Regions from separate parts of the Mus musculus genome. Here region 2 is linked to region 1. The links are chromatin loops, found by intact Hi-C in ENCODE. Cell type or tissue: left cerebral cortex. All regions are shown on one strand.

The links. Peaks named below come from ENCODE experiments on the same cell type or tissue, not always from the same donor. Only the 100,000 strongest peaks of a DNase experiment are listed, where the experiment ranks them.
Region 2: a loop joins it to region 1, with 2.5 times the contacts of the local background. A loop is called at or near these places in 2 of 42 quality-filtered maps.

Annotation. Positions count from the first base shown.
Region 1 is chr3:68,363,474-68,371,473 of GRCm38, forward strand. All of the region lies in intron 4 of Iqschfp (Iqcj and Schip1 fusion protein), which reads left to right. All of the region lies in intron 1 of Schip1 (schwannomin interacting protein 1), which reads left to right. Among named protein-coding and RNA genes, the nearest start is that of Gm22073, 180 kb to the right of the region's middle. In left cerebral cortex, no CTCF peak of the experiment used is centred here; DNase peaks (open chromatin) are centred at 4,746 and 6,070.
Region 2 is chr3:68,464,877-68,472,876 of GRCm38, forward strand. All of the region lies in intron 4 of Iqschfp (Iqcj and Schip1 fusion protein), which reads left to right. All of the region lies in intron 1 of Schip1 (schwannomin interacting protein 1), which reads left to right. Among named protein-coding and RNA genes, the nearest start is that of Gm22073, 79 kb to the right of the region's middle. In left cerebral cortex, a CTCF peak has its summit at 4,947 (motif pointing right); a DNase peak (open chromatin) is centred at 1,992.

The DNA of each region.
Region 1 (8,000 bases):
CGTTTAAGTGGAGAGGGGCCTTGGACGGAATTTCAGAAGGGAATAAGAAAAGGGGTAACTAAATCTAAAGATGTTAGAAACAGCAATATAGGGATTTATTGTTTTACATGTTATAATCCTTTCCATATGAAATTGGATTTAACACTCATCCCAGAAGCAATAAATTGCCAAATAAACATCCCAGTGCCAAATAAAACCCTGAAATGCCTCCCTTCAGGGTTTGGTCACAGGTATCCCAAAGATGCTCAAAGCAATGCAGGTTACTAACATTGCAACGCATTGCCCACCAGAACTTAATGATAAGTACTGCTGAAGATACCACACACTTCGGTCATGGGAAATCTTAGTTATGGTTACTATTGCTGTGATGAAACACTATGACCACAAAAACTCTTAAAAGGAAAACATTTAATTGGGGTTGCCTTACAGTTTCAGAGGTTTATTTCATTGTCATCACGGTGGGAAGCATGGTGACACATAGGCAGACACTGTGCTGGAGAGATAGCTGTGACTTCAGCATCCAGACCAGCAGGCAGCAGGAAGACAGAGACACTTGAACATTTGAAAACCCAAAGCCCACTCTCAGTAACACACTTCCTCCAGTGAGGCCACGCCTATTCCAGTAAGGACACACCTCCTAGCCCCTGTAAAGTATTGCCACTCCCTAATGACCAAGCTTTCAAATATAGGAGCCTTTAGGAGTCATTCCTATTCAAACCACCACACAGGACATGGAGCAATCAAGCCAGCACTGACCAGGACGTTTCCTCCTTACTGGCTAGCTTTTACCCCACTGGGAGGTGCTATGCAGGCTGTTAAAGGAAAGGGCATCAGCAGTGTTACTCAATTGTGAACTCATGAGCTACAATAATGACGAGCATGGTAAGATGTACGCATGGGTTCCATGGTGGCATGATCATTAGGGGCGTTGGTGTTAATCTGGTCAGTTAGTGTCTGTCTTTTGATTGGTGCAGAAAGAGATATTCCTGTATTACACTTGTGTGCACAGGAAGGTCCTGGGATTTCTCTGACTCTGAGAAGGCATGGAAGCTTGTCTATACCTGTGTTTAGCCCTTTTGCACCATCAGGTCAGGGCAGCAGGTTTCACTGCAAACCCCATGAAGCTCACCCAGGCACAGGCAGGAGAAGGAGAATGCCTTATTTGATGAGTGTCTTCCAGTCCCAGTTGCAGGCTCCCATGCCACACTTCTGTCTCCATGGTCTGTCCCTCTCTCCTCCCTGCACACTGCCTTATCCAGGCTCTGATTGTTGTGCCCAGGCCTATACTCTCTGACTCTTAACCATGAAAAAGCTTCTCCAGCAGATACCCTTGACCATACTGGCCAGCAGCATGGCCTGCCTGGGTGGTGACCTGAGCAGCTTCCTTGTAGAGAGATCCCCACCCCAGTCCTTCTCTGTTGTCTGCAGCTCTTTCTCTTAGGAGAAGAGTCTGTTGTTGCTTGATCTTACTGTATTTCATCCAGTCACAGACCCAGACCATCTTCTGTCCCTCCTGCAAGTCCCTTCTACCCTGTAACAACCTCTGTAAATATTCATGACACGGTAATTTTTGTAAAATGTAAAAATAAAAATTGTATTAAAAAAAGATATATACTTAGGGGCAAAACCTAAAAGGAAACTCCTAAATGAAACTATAGTAGAAAACATCTCAGCTATACATAAAAAAATTGGATTCCAAACACAAGAGGCATTTAGGATGGATACAGAAAATGTGGTACGTTTACACAATGGAATACTACTCAGTTATTAAAAACAATGACTTCATGAAATTCTTAGGTAAATAGATGGAACTTAAAAATATTATCCTGAGTAAGGTAACCTAATCACTAAAGAACTCACATGGTATGCACTCACTGATAAGTGGATATTAGCCCAAAAGTTCAGAATACCAAAGATACAATTCACAGACCACATGAAACTCAAAAAGAAAGAAGACCAAAGTGTGGACACTTCCATCCTTCTAGGAAGGGCGAACAAAATACCCACGAGAGGGGATACAGAGACAAAATGTGGAGCAGAAACTGAAGGAAAGGCCATCCAGAGACTGCCCCACCTGGGGATCCATCCCATATACAGTTATCAAACCCAGACACTACTGTGGATGCCAAGAAGTGCTTGCTGACAGGAGCCTGATATGGCTGTCTTCTGAGAAGCTCTGCCAGTGCCTGACAAATACAGAAGTGGATGCTCACAGCCAAGCATTATACTGAGCATGGGGTTGCCAATGGAGGAGCTAGAGAAAGGACTGAAGGAGCTGAAGGGGTTTGCAGCCCCATAGGAGGAACACAATATGAACCAACCAGACCCCCAGAGCTTCCAGGGACTAAAACACCAACCAAAGAGTACACATGGAGGGACCCATGGCTCCAGCCACATACGTAGCAGAGGATGGCCTTGTGGGATATCAATGGGAGGAGAGGCCCTTGGTCAATGAAGGCTCAATGCCCCAGTGTAGGGAAATGCTAGGACAGGGGAGTGGGAGTGGGTGGGTAGGGAAACATCCTCATAGAAGCAGGGGGAGGGGTATGGGATAGGGGGCTTTTGGAGGGGTAACTAGGAAAGGGGATAACATTTGAAATATAAATAAAGACAATATCTAATAAAATTTTCAAAAAAAAAAAGACATTTAGGAACTTGCACATAGACATGACCAGAGAGAAACCTGATCTCTCATAGTCAAGATATCAAAAATTCAAACAAATGGAAAATATCTTTACTGGAGAAGAGAACATGTATATATATATATATATATATATATATATATATATATATACCTCTTTAATTTAAGTATTTACTTAGCGTTATAAGGAATGGCATAATGTGAAACAAATGCCTATGTTTTCCCTCTTTTTATGGTAACTGTCTTGATCTTAGGTTTAGTGGGAAGTATATATGCCCATCTGAAAGCTGTGTAAAACTGGGAGATTTGGAGCAAAATGAACCTGCAGTAAAACTATAGTATGTACCACTCCAAAAAATCTACTGGGCATGTTTGTAGAATCTGCCTTGATATCAAAAGAATCTTTGTTCTCTCCCACAATTCTCTGTCACACGGGTATAGGACAGTTTGGCAGTGCTGAGTCAACAACAAAGGCCTTCCTTCTGCTAACCCTGACATTTCAGGAAGGTCAGGCTCTTTCTATGAGATAGAAGGTTAATGTTTCCAGATCCATGCAAAACTAGTCAAAGAACCAATGGCTACTGTTGCTTCTCATATGTCCAAGGCATCTTATCAAATATGTTTAGTGCTATATCCTAAGGAAGAGTTGTAATACTATAGTTATTACTTACTGTCTTAGTCACTGTTCAATAGCTGTGAAGAGATACCATGACCAAGGCAACTCTTATCATAGAAAGCATTTAATTAGGGGCTTGCTTACAGCTCCACAGGTTGGGGACTGGGAAAAATTACACTGGTCTTAGCTTGGTTTTTTTTCAACCTTACAGCCCACCACCACCACGCTTCCTTTAACAAGGCCATGCCTCCTAATCTTACCAAAGAACTTGACTACACAGTAACCAAGTACTATATATATATATATGTATATATATATATATGTGTGTGTGTATATATATATATATATATATATATATGTGTGTGTATATATATATATGTGTGTGTGTGTGTGTGTGTGGTGTGTGTGTGTGTGTGTGTGCGCGTGTGTCACATGTGAGACTATTGAAGCCATTCTTTTTCAAACTACCAAACTTACCAACTGGGGCATTGTGCTTAGCATTAAACATGTATCTTCCATTCAGTTCTCCCAGGAACCCTCTCATAGTCTCATATTACAAGTAAGAATGAGGGGCTAGAGAGATGGCTCAGCGGTTAAAAGCACTGACTGATCTTCCAGAGGTCCTAAGTTCAATTCACAGTAACTCCATGGTGGCTCACAACCATATGTAATAAGATCTAATGCCCTCTTCTGCTGTGTTTGAAGACAGCAACAGTGTACTTATATACATAAAATAAATAAATAAATCTAAAAAAAAAAGTAAGATGAGTGGTTTTAAGACTAATTAGCTGTCCCCTAGGTAGAATCAAGTGACCTGCGACTGCACGGCCATCCTCCAATCATCTCGTGTTTGGCCTTTCTAAGTAGTCATCACGCTATTCTGAACTTTTAAAAATATTGGCTTCTCTCGTGACTTTCCCTAGAGCAATTGGTGATTTTTGTTAGCTTTCAAGATATATAATATGAACTGTGAATTTAAGAACATAGAACAGACTCTCCAGGTGACCTGTGTCCGAAACAGATCCCAGGACTGGAGGGACACAGGAACCACACAGACAACAGGAAGCAAGTCAGCTGAAAGGAAAGTACCAGCTGGACACGGAAGTATGCGTTACACCCCAAATGTATGAGTTGTGGACTCACTTCTTTAGAATCTGATACCCAAAGCCACACACAAGGCAGAGAGATAAACCTACAGATCAAAGGACCAGCTACAAATAATATAGCACAGTCTGGACCTTGAGCTACATGAATAAGAATGATCACCAAGAAGTTCACCATCCTAAGCCTAAAAGAGCCTTTGAGCAAAACAGTGTAAACCACAACACCTACCTACACTTCTTTCACCTACAGCACTTACCCTTGCTTCAGGGCTTGGGTTTGTGGCAAAGCTCCCTAGATGCCCTGAAAGTACACCTACTCCAAAGCTTTTCTTCTCAACTCCCAACTTATCCCCACCCACCCACCCCAGAATAGACTCATTCTCCACCCTCAAGCTTCACAGCTTCCCTTTCTGTACTGCTCCCTCCCTTCTGTCTTGGGACTTTAGTAAGAGGGCTGACTGTACTTCTCTGTAGATGTAAAGGACAGAGAAGAAACAAGCTGACAAAATGGGACAGCAGATGCATGGGAAAGGACTATTGCTGAAACCTCTCCCTGGTGAATAGTTTACCTTCAGGAAGATTAAATAAAAATACCATATAGGCTCTCTTTGTCTTTGACTCTCTCTCTCTCTCTCTCTCTCTCTCTCTCTCTCTCTCTCTCTCTCTCCCATTCACACACACACACACACACACACACACACACACACACACCTATGATACCTTTTAAAACTGATGCTAAAGGGATCCCCACTCCAGAGCTCAGCTCTTTTTTTTCTGGTCTTGATAACAACAAAAAGGAAAAACTTGTTTCCTTGGGGAATGAGGTTTGTTGAGCACACATTTACATTCACTTGTGGACCATGTTATCTTTGGGCCTCTGTCTTATTTGGCAACTGATTCTTGGGGTGCCTAATCAGACATTTACCATGGCTCTCCTGGGCATGAAAAGACCATTATATAGTGCAACAGACTCAAGGGCTTAAATCCTTTCACCATCAATGTTTAGAAAAAGAAAAGAAAAAAAAAAACTTGCCTGAGCTAGAAACTATGCCTAGTAAGAGTCATTTTCACCCAGAGAACCACTCAGTTGCAAGGAATCTCTTCCTCACACTGGTAACCTACCAGCTGTGATATTGTGTCTTCCCTAGAGTAATTCCTGAAGAGCCACTCTCCATGTTGCTTTCCTGGCATCCTTTAGTACATACCCTGATATTAGCATGTGTCTTCAGGGAAGACAGCTCTGCCAGGCAGCTGCCATCTGACAATAGAAGTTAGGTAGTTACTAGTGAAATTACAGACCACAGGGTCGGACTTATTCCAGAAGATAAATTTAAATCTTTCTTACACTCAATTGCATGATGGGAGAAATATATTACACACAAAGGTGTGTTAGGCAAAAGATGAAAAAGCAGCATTACCTTGCTTTACTATCTGTCAGGCATCTGTCTAGGCACAGGGCTTCATTCAACCAGAACTCTGTAAGAATAATATTATCATAACCCCTTTTGACAGAAGGACAAATTGAAGGCTCACAGATGCAAAGTAATTGTCCACCAACAAACAACTCTTTAATGTTAGCTAAGCCAGGATTTGCACTTGGATTCGTGTAGCATACAAGCCAGATCCATACACTGAAGTGTGTTATGTCACCTGTAAGTGAAAACCTAACTCACAGTGAGCATGATAAAAATGCATCTCTCTGCACAGCCCAGAACATTTTGAGCTGACTTTAAAAGCACTGGCATGAGACAAATTATGTGGTTTTGAAATGAGACTCTTATAGACAGTTTCTCCAAGCATACAAAACAGTAAGAAATCATCATCTGGCAATATGGCTATATTAGCTACTTTTCTATTGGTTCAATAAAACACCAAGGCAATTTATAGATGAGACTCTTTCATAGTAGAGGAACTTGGCAGTAAGCAATCTGGAGCAGATAGCTGAGAGCTCACATCTTGAACAGAGAGAAGCAAAGTTAAAGCTTGTGGCCAATGACATACATCCTCTTTGAAGGCCACACCTCTTGGGCCACCCCCAAATACCACCTACTGGAGGCCAAATACTTAAATGCTCCAGACTATAAAAGAAATCTCTTTAATCCATTAAAACATCATGGAAACATGCTGAGAGGTCTCTAAACCCTTAGAGAACTTGAGGGCCAAGGCTGTCAGGAAAGGAAGGGTTCCTGGGGGCAACTCCAGCATGCTGCCATGCTGTGCTGGGTTTCTTTCTCTAGGTAAATCTCTGTTTGCTTATTTCAGAGGTTTGTCTACACTATCCCATTTGGACAAAGCCTTTGAGCTTTCCTTTGAACTTCTGACTTAATAATTTATTACTCCAAAGTCTCTGAGTCTGGTCACTTGCTTAAAGGGGGGACCATGCTTCTTAGCAGGCCTGTTGCTTACAGATCAACAATGAATTGTAGTTTCTAGAATGAAAATGTTTTATTGCATGCATAATCTTAGGCTGGCCATATCCTTCCCTGGTCCTAGGCATCTATCCCTTGGGGCTATTCTACCTCCTTTGCCAAGACTGTGGCAAAGCCAAAACAAGAAAGTGTAGGCCCATATGGACCACAAGCCTTGTAAAGTGGTGGGTTGTTTATCGCTGTGTTTATTCCCTGAGCTCTGGGTCCTAAGGGGAGAACTGGGATTTGTTTGTGTTTACAGCCAGGTCAGGTATTATTTAAGCAATTTCTCACATTTAATTCACTGGACATTCAAGATGTTTTAAAAATCAATACAACATGCACTCAGCATTGAAGAAAATAAATAACATTTGTAAAACAATGGGGAAGTAGTGGAAGGAAAAGAGAGGTACCAACTCTGCCTTAAAATTCAAGAAGGGGGGACTGAAGAGAGGGATCTGCAGGCAGTTAAGGTTGCTTGCTGTATAGCCATAAGGAAGAAAGTTCAGATCTATCCCAGCAGCTGCTTAAGAAGCCAGGCACCCCACTCCTGCCTGTAAACTTAGCTCCAAAGCAACTGGAGACTGAATGATCACTGTGGTTTGCTGGCATCTGTCCTAGGACGAAACAGAGAGGGTCAGAGAGAGACCATGACTCAAAGGGAGAGCAGAGAATGATAGGACAGGACACCTGGTGCTCTCTTCTGGCTTCTGCATAGGCATAGATGCACACAGGCAGACACACACACACACACACACACACACACACACACACACACACACACACATACTCTTTAGATAAGAATAGTATATAATTCAAGAAATGGAGGTCAGTGGAAAGGGGGATGAATTAGAACAGAGCATAATGACACATGTGTATGAAAATGATATCGTGAAACCCATTACTTTGTGAACTAACTTGATTTTTTTATTTAAAAGATGAAAGCTGGGGTTCAAAGAGTAAGCAGGAAAACAGGCAGATGGGAGGAGCAGGAAAGATCCTGACAGACAGAGGGATGTGCAAAGACCTAGAAGCATGAAACACCAGGGTTTATACGAAACAGTCATGGTTCGGCTTTCTGTTCATTCAAATATAAATTTGATGTCAATTTTACATAAAATTTATATAAAAAATTCATATAAAAATGATGTCAAACTCCTGTATATCCAGAATGTGAAAATGGAGTAATTGTGCTAGCTAACTTGACATAAACTAGAGCCATCAGAGTGAGG
Region 2 (8,000 bases), 100 kb after region 1:
TCTGAGACAGAGATTCTCTGTATAGCTCCACCTATTCTAGAACTCTCTCTGTAGAGCAGCCTTTGATCCTAGTTCTAGGGAGGCAGAGGCAGGCAGATCTCTGTCAACTCAAGACCAGTCTGGTTTACATAACAAGGCTACATAGAGAGACCTTCTCTCAAATACAAACAAACAAACAAACAAAAATCCACTTTAATTGATATTTGGAAAAGTGTATCACTTCCCCAGCGATGAAATTGCTGACATGCTACTGTGCCAGGATGTGTGTGTGTGTGTGTGTGTGTGTGTGTGAATGTTTTGCCTGCATGTATGTATGTGCACCTCATGTGTGCCTAGTGTCCTTGAAGATTGGAAGAGGGTGTTAGATTCCCTGTAATTGGAGTTACTGATGGTAATGAGCCACCAGGTGGCTGCTGGGAAAAAATCTTGGGTCCACTACAAGAATGGTAAGTGATCTTAACTACTAATCATCTCTCCAGCACCATCCCGGTTTTTTCCACAGATGCTAAGAAGTTAAACTCAGGGAGCTATGCTTACCTGGTAAGCACTCTCCCAACTGCATTATCTCCTAGGTCATGAGGGTTGTTCTTCTTTTGTCTTGTGTTTTCTTGAGATGGCCTCACTATATAGCAGAGGTTGGCTTCAAATTCATTCTGTCTTCCAGTCGCAGTCTTTAGCATGCTAGGATACTTGATCACCATGCCTAGTATACTTGCTACTTTTAACCACTGTATGAAGGCAGAGTGCTTCCTGATTAGAAATCTGTCAATCTCCAGTGCCTATTATGATGTTCGATACAGAAAGAATATACCTATACTTGGCTAGATTTATGTCAACTTGTAGTCAACTTGACACCAACTGTGGTCATCTAAGAGGAGGAAACCTCCACTGAGGAAGAAGCCTCCACAATATCAAGATGTAGGCAAGCCTATAAGCATCTTCTAAACTAGTGATCAGTGGTGGAGGGCCCAGGCCCTTGTGGGTAGGGCCACCCCTAGGCTGAGCACGCCATAGAGAGCAAGCCAGTAAGCAGCACTCTTCTATGGCCTCCAATGTTCTGTCCTGTTTCACTTCCTGTCCTGACTTTCTTCAGTGATGGACGATGGTGTGGAAGTGTTCTTTCCCTTCCCAGTGTGCTTTGGTCATGGTGGTTTGTTGCAGCAACAGAAAGCATAACTAAGACAAAACCTCAATCCAAATATCAGTTTCTGAATCTTCCTGCCTCCGTTTTATGGCCTAGGGAGTGAAATGGTGGCCATTACATCTCAGAGGCTTGTCCTGAGGGGTTGAGCTATCCCTAGGAAGGCCCTGGAGTAATGAGTGACACATAATGAGCAAACATCAAATGAGAGGTGTTATTACACGATGACCTTGGAGTCTAAGTCATTTTTTATTTTCCTCATCACAAACGGCAATATAAGGAACACCCTCATACCGTGTGTTGCCTCTGATTAGTTATTTCCTTGAGATCATATTCTTGGATCCAAGAGGTAGCAGAATGAAACCTTTAAAAAGTACTCTCTTTGATCTCCACCCTTGAAGAAAACTTAATGGTATGGAAAAGAAACCCAAGTTGAGCTCAAAGAGACAATGAAGCAAAGAAACCCATGTCTATTTGTCAACAACCACAATAATTTGGCAAAGATCCACTTTATCCACCTAACTCTATGGACACCCAACAGAAACCCCGGTTTCTACTCGGTTGAATTAGTTTGACAAGGGTTTTGCAAGTCAGTCTTATGCCTTCCATGCTACGTGTAACTGGAGTAGAGAGGAAAACAAAGTGTTCTTTGTCCTTAAACACACAAACACAAATCCATGTAAGAAGGTAACAGGAGACTATATAACCAGGTGCAAACTACGTTCTTAGAGAATCCCGGATCACCAGTGTAGGCAGCATCAAGAGTTAGCTAAGCAGTGCAGAGTGGGTGCTGGCTGGAGCTACCTGGCAGACTTAAAAGCATTTTCAAAGGACCGTAGCCAGTTGGCTGCAAAAAAAGAAGCATGTTACCACCCAAGTGATGACTAAATTAAACTGCACTTGCTTCTTAGAATCCAGCCTTTTATAATTGCTTTTAATCCACCCCCAAACGAACAGGACAGCTTTGCATTTAAATATCAGCAGCAGGAAATGTTTTCTCTTGCTGAAACACATTCCCCCAACGCTGTTGGTAGGTGAAGGCAGCTGCCAGCTTCAGCTGGAGGCTAAGTCCAAGAGGGGACACTCCAGGGTCCTGGCTGCTGAAGCAGTGATTGACAGCCCTGGTGGAGGACAGTGTGCAACTATCTGTTGGGGGGGGGGTTGTGGAAGATAAATACTATTCACTTTTAGGATGTGTTATGGTAGTTGTGGGGGTTGGTGGGTACTCGGTGGGATTTCTAGGTTCTTACGCCCCAGAAGTAGAAATTAGGCACAGACACGTACACAGTTGGTTTATTACCGGAGAAGAAGAAAAGCATTTCTAACAGTGGAGATGCTAGAACTGGAAATGGATCCAAGGCTCAGTGGTTCCAGGTCCAGAACCTTGAGGGGCATTCTGAATGCCACGAAAGGGCTTCTGTCCCTTTTGTGGGTCATTTTCATTCCTCTTGGGTTTTTTTTTTTTTTTTTTTTTTTTTTGGTGGTTGTTGGGTTTTTGTTTAGTTGGTTGGTTAGTTGGTTTTGGGTTTTTTTTTTGTTTTGTTTTTGCTTTTGATGGGTTTGGGGAAGGTTGGGTTTTTTTTGTGTTTATTTGTTTGTTTGTTTTTGGCACATGCTTTGTTTTCTTACCTGGGGCTTCCAGCCTTTCTCTCTACCACTGGTGTCTTTCATGCGCTGATCCTAAAGTGGTTGGACCTCACTCTGCCTTCCTCTCCTGCCTCTGGTGCAGAAGTAATAAGCTGTAAACAAAAGTCCCAAGCCTCAGCACTCTCCAGCGCCTGGGCCTGCTTGTCAGGGGGAAGGCTGTCTGTCTGATTCCTGGTGGAGGAGAGTAGGGCCAATCATTTCCAGAAATCTAGAAGCAGAAACACATTCCTGGCATTCAGGAAAACTTCCAGGTTGCCAGAAAGTTCCCTTGTAAGAAGATAAGCCCCAGTTCCTGGCCTTTAAAATGCTCAGCCAAGCGCTATTCTTGTGTCTTATCAAGGTTCAATTAACCTGCCTCAGGAACTGACAGGCTCCAGATGACCCCAGAAGCCTCCTCAAAGGCCAAGAGACCAGCTGCTCTGCCCAAGCAGCAGACAAGCAAAACTGCCTTCCTTATATGGTGAAAAGTGCCCTGCCCCTTTAAGGCCAAGACACTGGGCTGCAGAGAGCCCCTGGGAAGTTTGCAGGCAGCCCAGTCCTGTGTCTGATCCTTGCCGCTCTGCAGGTGAGTTCCCCAACCTTCCCCTCTCACTTGCACCCAACTCTTAGGATTGTTCCCAAGGCGACTTGCGAATGCTTTTATGAACGGCTAGAGAATTTTAGGGTCAGCAGATAGGGTGTTACTTGCAGAAGTTTGAGGTGAAGGAAAAGCAAGGTTATCAGAGACATGTGCAGTAATGCAGCTAGCCAGGATGCGTCTAACTTCACCAATGAGGAAGCAGTAAGATTACAGATCCCCCCCCACCGTGCCCTCGGCATTCCAGGACAGGAAAAGTGAGAGCAGATTCTAGGCAAAGCCATGAGGGGGTAAGTTTAGACTCTTGAGCTGTATAAGCTCATGAACTGCAAGTTTAAAGCGGACAGGAGGAAACAATGCTTCTGCAAGTGCTGGTGGCTTTGTAGAAGCTGGAGTATAGGGCTGACTGCAGAGGGGAAAGTAGTGGTGAATGTTCACAGCGCTAGAGCAGGGAAGGCTGCGGCGTTAACCCTTTGTCTGGATAACTGTAAGTCCCCCCCCCCCCCCCCGCAGTCACAGACCCAAGGTGGGGCTAGGAGGGGTGCCTGTGAGAAGTCCTGCGATATAATGCTGTAAGAGGCTAATTAGATGAGGAAGACTCCAGTTGTGGCAAAGTGTCGCTGTTACCTCCCAAATACCATGTGAAGAAAAACGCTGGGGAATTCTGTCCTTCACCAGCCTAGGCAGGAAGACTTAGGTGCTCTTAAGCTGATTGTACCTCCATCATTCACTAACTAACTCTGCTTCCAGATGTTGTAGCCTCTTAAGTAACCAATCTGAAATCAACTAACAGAACTTTTGAAGGTCTAAATACTTGCTAGCACAGGGCATCTAGGAAAGGCTAAGATACATTCTTTTGGAAGTGGGATTTTATTGATTGCCTAAGGAGAAGTGGGTGTGGCAGAAGGAAAAAAAAAAAAACCTTAAGGGTCATTTTATCTCCTGTCCCAAGCCTTTTAACCAAGCTCATTCATCAGCTGTGGCCGAAAGTGAAGTCCGCCCAGGAATTTAAAAGAGCGATGGTGTGTTGCAGGGTGTGGGGTCGCCTTCTCTCTTTGCTAAGTCAGGGGCTATTCATCTTCTGAGGCCAGCCGGTTTTGGTGCAGTAGCTGGTGGTGGAAAGGTTTAAAATTGGATTAAAATTCCTTACACATTCTATGCCTTGTAAAAAAATATTCATATATCTGGGTAGTCACTGAAGAATTTATTAGCTAATTTATTGACTAATGAGTGCCCTATGCACTTGTTAGTGCTTCCTCAAGACTCCTTGAAAAGATTTTGTTTTTAAGCAACTGGGCTTTTTCCATTCAAGGTTTTCCATTTCCATTCAAGGGCTTCTCACTTGCCTGGCTGTTCATGTGTGGGCAAAGTCTGACTCTGACTTGCTACCCGAAAACCATAAAGGACTCTCTTGAGCCTGACCTACCACCACAAATGCTACTGTCCAGGCATAAAGTTCATAGTCACAACATAGGCAGTATCTGAGCTTATGGGACTAGCTCTGTTCATTTTGCATCAAGCTAATATAGAAAGAAGAGTCCAAAAGACTGCTTGCAGGCCTGATGGTTTGAATTTGACCCTGGATCCCACAAGGTGGCAGGAGAGAACTGGCTCCTAAGGATTGTCCCCTGACTTCCAAGGGCACCATAGCATAATAGCATCTGCACACACACATACATATGCACACACACATATGCATGCATACATGTGTATATGCTGCTTTCAATGTGCACATAGGCAAGAAGAGCAGAATCTCATCCCCCAAAGCCCCGACATCTCTGTCAGGTGACATTGTGATCATTTGTAAGCAAAGTCAAGGCATTTTAAAAGTACAGCTTCTTAAACGTCTCACACAGTGACTTTCAGTCACATACCAATGGTATGAATTCACAAGGCCATTTATCTCAAGCATGCTTCAATTTCTTCACTACTAGCATGTGGATTAGAAGGGACTTTCCAAGGATGTAGGAAGACCAGTTGGTATTCAGCAGGTCTGGGCTACATTTCCGGTCCCTTCACTTATTCTAGGACTGTGGAGAAATTCCTTAGCTAGTGTGCACCTCGGTGTCCTTGTTTACAAAGTAAATGAGTAACTCATTTTTTTTCTCTCCCTGTGACCTGGAGAAATATATCATCCTTAGAGGAGGAAATGAGGTTTGGAAGCAGAAACTAGCTCTGCAGCCTAAGTTTAGAACCACAGTGGGTTCATGTTCCTCTTCCCAGTCCCCTTTAAGGAGAGGCAACTCGTTCCTAGTTATCAAGCAGGCTTATTGTGGGCCTTCTTACAGCAAGCTCACTTCTACTTATTTGTGTTCCGAGACAAAGAAGAGTTGACTTTTCCCTTTGGTATAACATTCCATGTGCTTGAAGAGCAACAGTAAACCATCTCGGCATCTTTGTAAGAGGGGTCCACTCCAATAAAAAGTGTTGAAGGAGAATTTTTGTTAGAAGACAGCGATTCTTACATGTGCTTCAATAACACCAGTTGCTGCTGCTTTTCTACGAAGTCTCTTAACGAGTTCACATCTGTTCTTGAGAACACCACTGTGTGTGCTGTTTGCATTATTCAGGCTGTTTGAAGAGCTGGCGTGTTTTACTGTATGTAACAGGAATGTGTATGACATATATGGAAGACAATCTCTCTGCCACATTTGGAAGGAAAAGAGACATTTCAGCAGCTGAAATGATCCAAATACCTGTCACAGCATGCACACCAGCTGGGGAAGACAAATGACCCCACTCCCACCCTGAAGCTGGTCTCCTGGATTAACAGCTCTTCCACCAAGAGGCTGGATTTAGAGTTCCCTTAGATTGAGAGTTTAAATTCAGTGTTCGACTCTGGGCTTCTTCCTTAGTGTGTCTGAGGCTCAGTTCAAGTGCATAAGGGAAGGATAATAGTACCTGAGCACACAGCTCGGGGGGAGTCAGAAACACGCCAGTGGGGGTGGCCCTGTCTGCTGCATCCCAATGTTCAACAGTTCCTAGGAGAATTGCTAGACCTTGCTCATAAAACAGTGGCCCTGGGGCCTCAGCTGGTAAGAGCTTGCTGTGAAATCAAAAGAACTGAAGTGCAATTCCCAGCACCCGCATAGAAATCTGTCAGCCCAATGTTGAAGAGCAGAGACCCTAGAGTGAGAAATTCTGTCATAAGAAAAAAAAAAGCAATCGAGGCAGACACTCAGTTTCTTCCTCTGACTCCTGCATGCACACACATCTAAACCACCAATGCACATACACCACACACACACACACACACACACACACACACACCACATATATGCACAAAAATGAAAATTTAAAACAGTGTTAGCCCTGGACTTTGTAGCTCTTCAAACTATTTGCAAGTATAGTTATATTTCTCAGAATATACAAATGAAGTTTTAATTTTTTAGAATTTTATTTCATGTGTTTAAATGTTTCACCTGCATGTATGTATGTGCACTACATTCATGTCTGGTGTAGGTGACAATCAAGAGAGGAAGTCAGAGACTGGAGGTACAGATGGTTGTGAACCACCATGTGGATGCTGGGAATCAAACTTGGGTCTTCTGTAAAAGCAACAAGTGGTCTGGATGACTGAGACATCGCTCTAGCCCCATCTATTCATTCTTTAATAAAAAAAAAAAGTGTCAGTTTCTGCTTAAGTAGAACCAAAAAGCAGTTGTTAAGATGATGGTGGATACATAAATGGCTTAAAAGCTGCTGGGTTTTGTAGGGCTTTGGACTGTGTTCTGTAGAGTCTTTAACCTCGTGGGAGATGCTACAAGAAGGAAGACTTGGAATGAGGAGAAGGAAGTGGTCCTACATTAGGCAGGTGATTTGGAGACTCTAGAGAAGCTGATCTCAATCTCTGGACCCATCTCCAGCTGTTTGCTTTGACTTCTGCAGATAATTTTGTTCATTCTTGAGGCAGCCATGATGGGGAAACTTGGGGAACTGTCTTGAGCAGTGTCTAGCTTTCAGATAAAGCTGTATTTGGAGCAATCAAGAACAACGGTACCTCTGCCTGTTGCCCAGGTCCCTTGAGGGTGCCTGTGAGGCAAGCACACACTTGTCTGTTGAGCTCAGGGTTTGTGTTTAATGTTTGTGGCAAGCTGATGCCTGCCTATGGGAAATTGTCACTGGAGCAAGGCTTGTGGGTCTTGCTAGAGATGTGCTCTTGGCAGCTTGGCAGGACTTCTTGACTTTCTCTCTATTATCATATGGGGAACAGACCCCCTGCTCCTCTTCCTCCTCCTCCTCTCCCTCCTCCTCCTCCTTCTTCCCATTTCATCATACTTGCATCCAACTACTCGACTTCATTCTCTCTATTGCAATAATTCACAAACAAGCGAGAGCATAAAGCATTCGTTAAAACCTGGTTGTGGCCCCATCTCTTTAATAACTATATGTAGATCTGAACTGGGGCTGGAATATCTACAATTTTCTGTCATTGCTAATAGTCTAGGGGCCCCACTTTGGAAATAAGCCCTGTAACCCAATGCTAAACCTCAGCTCCAGTGCTCCCAGGCTCTACCCCTCTCCTGCTCTGGGGTGTGTGTGTGTGTGTGTGTGTGTGTGTGTGTGTGTGAGAGAGAGAGACAAAGAAAAATGCAAATGTTTATAAAAAATAAAGAAAAATGGGATGCAACTTAT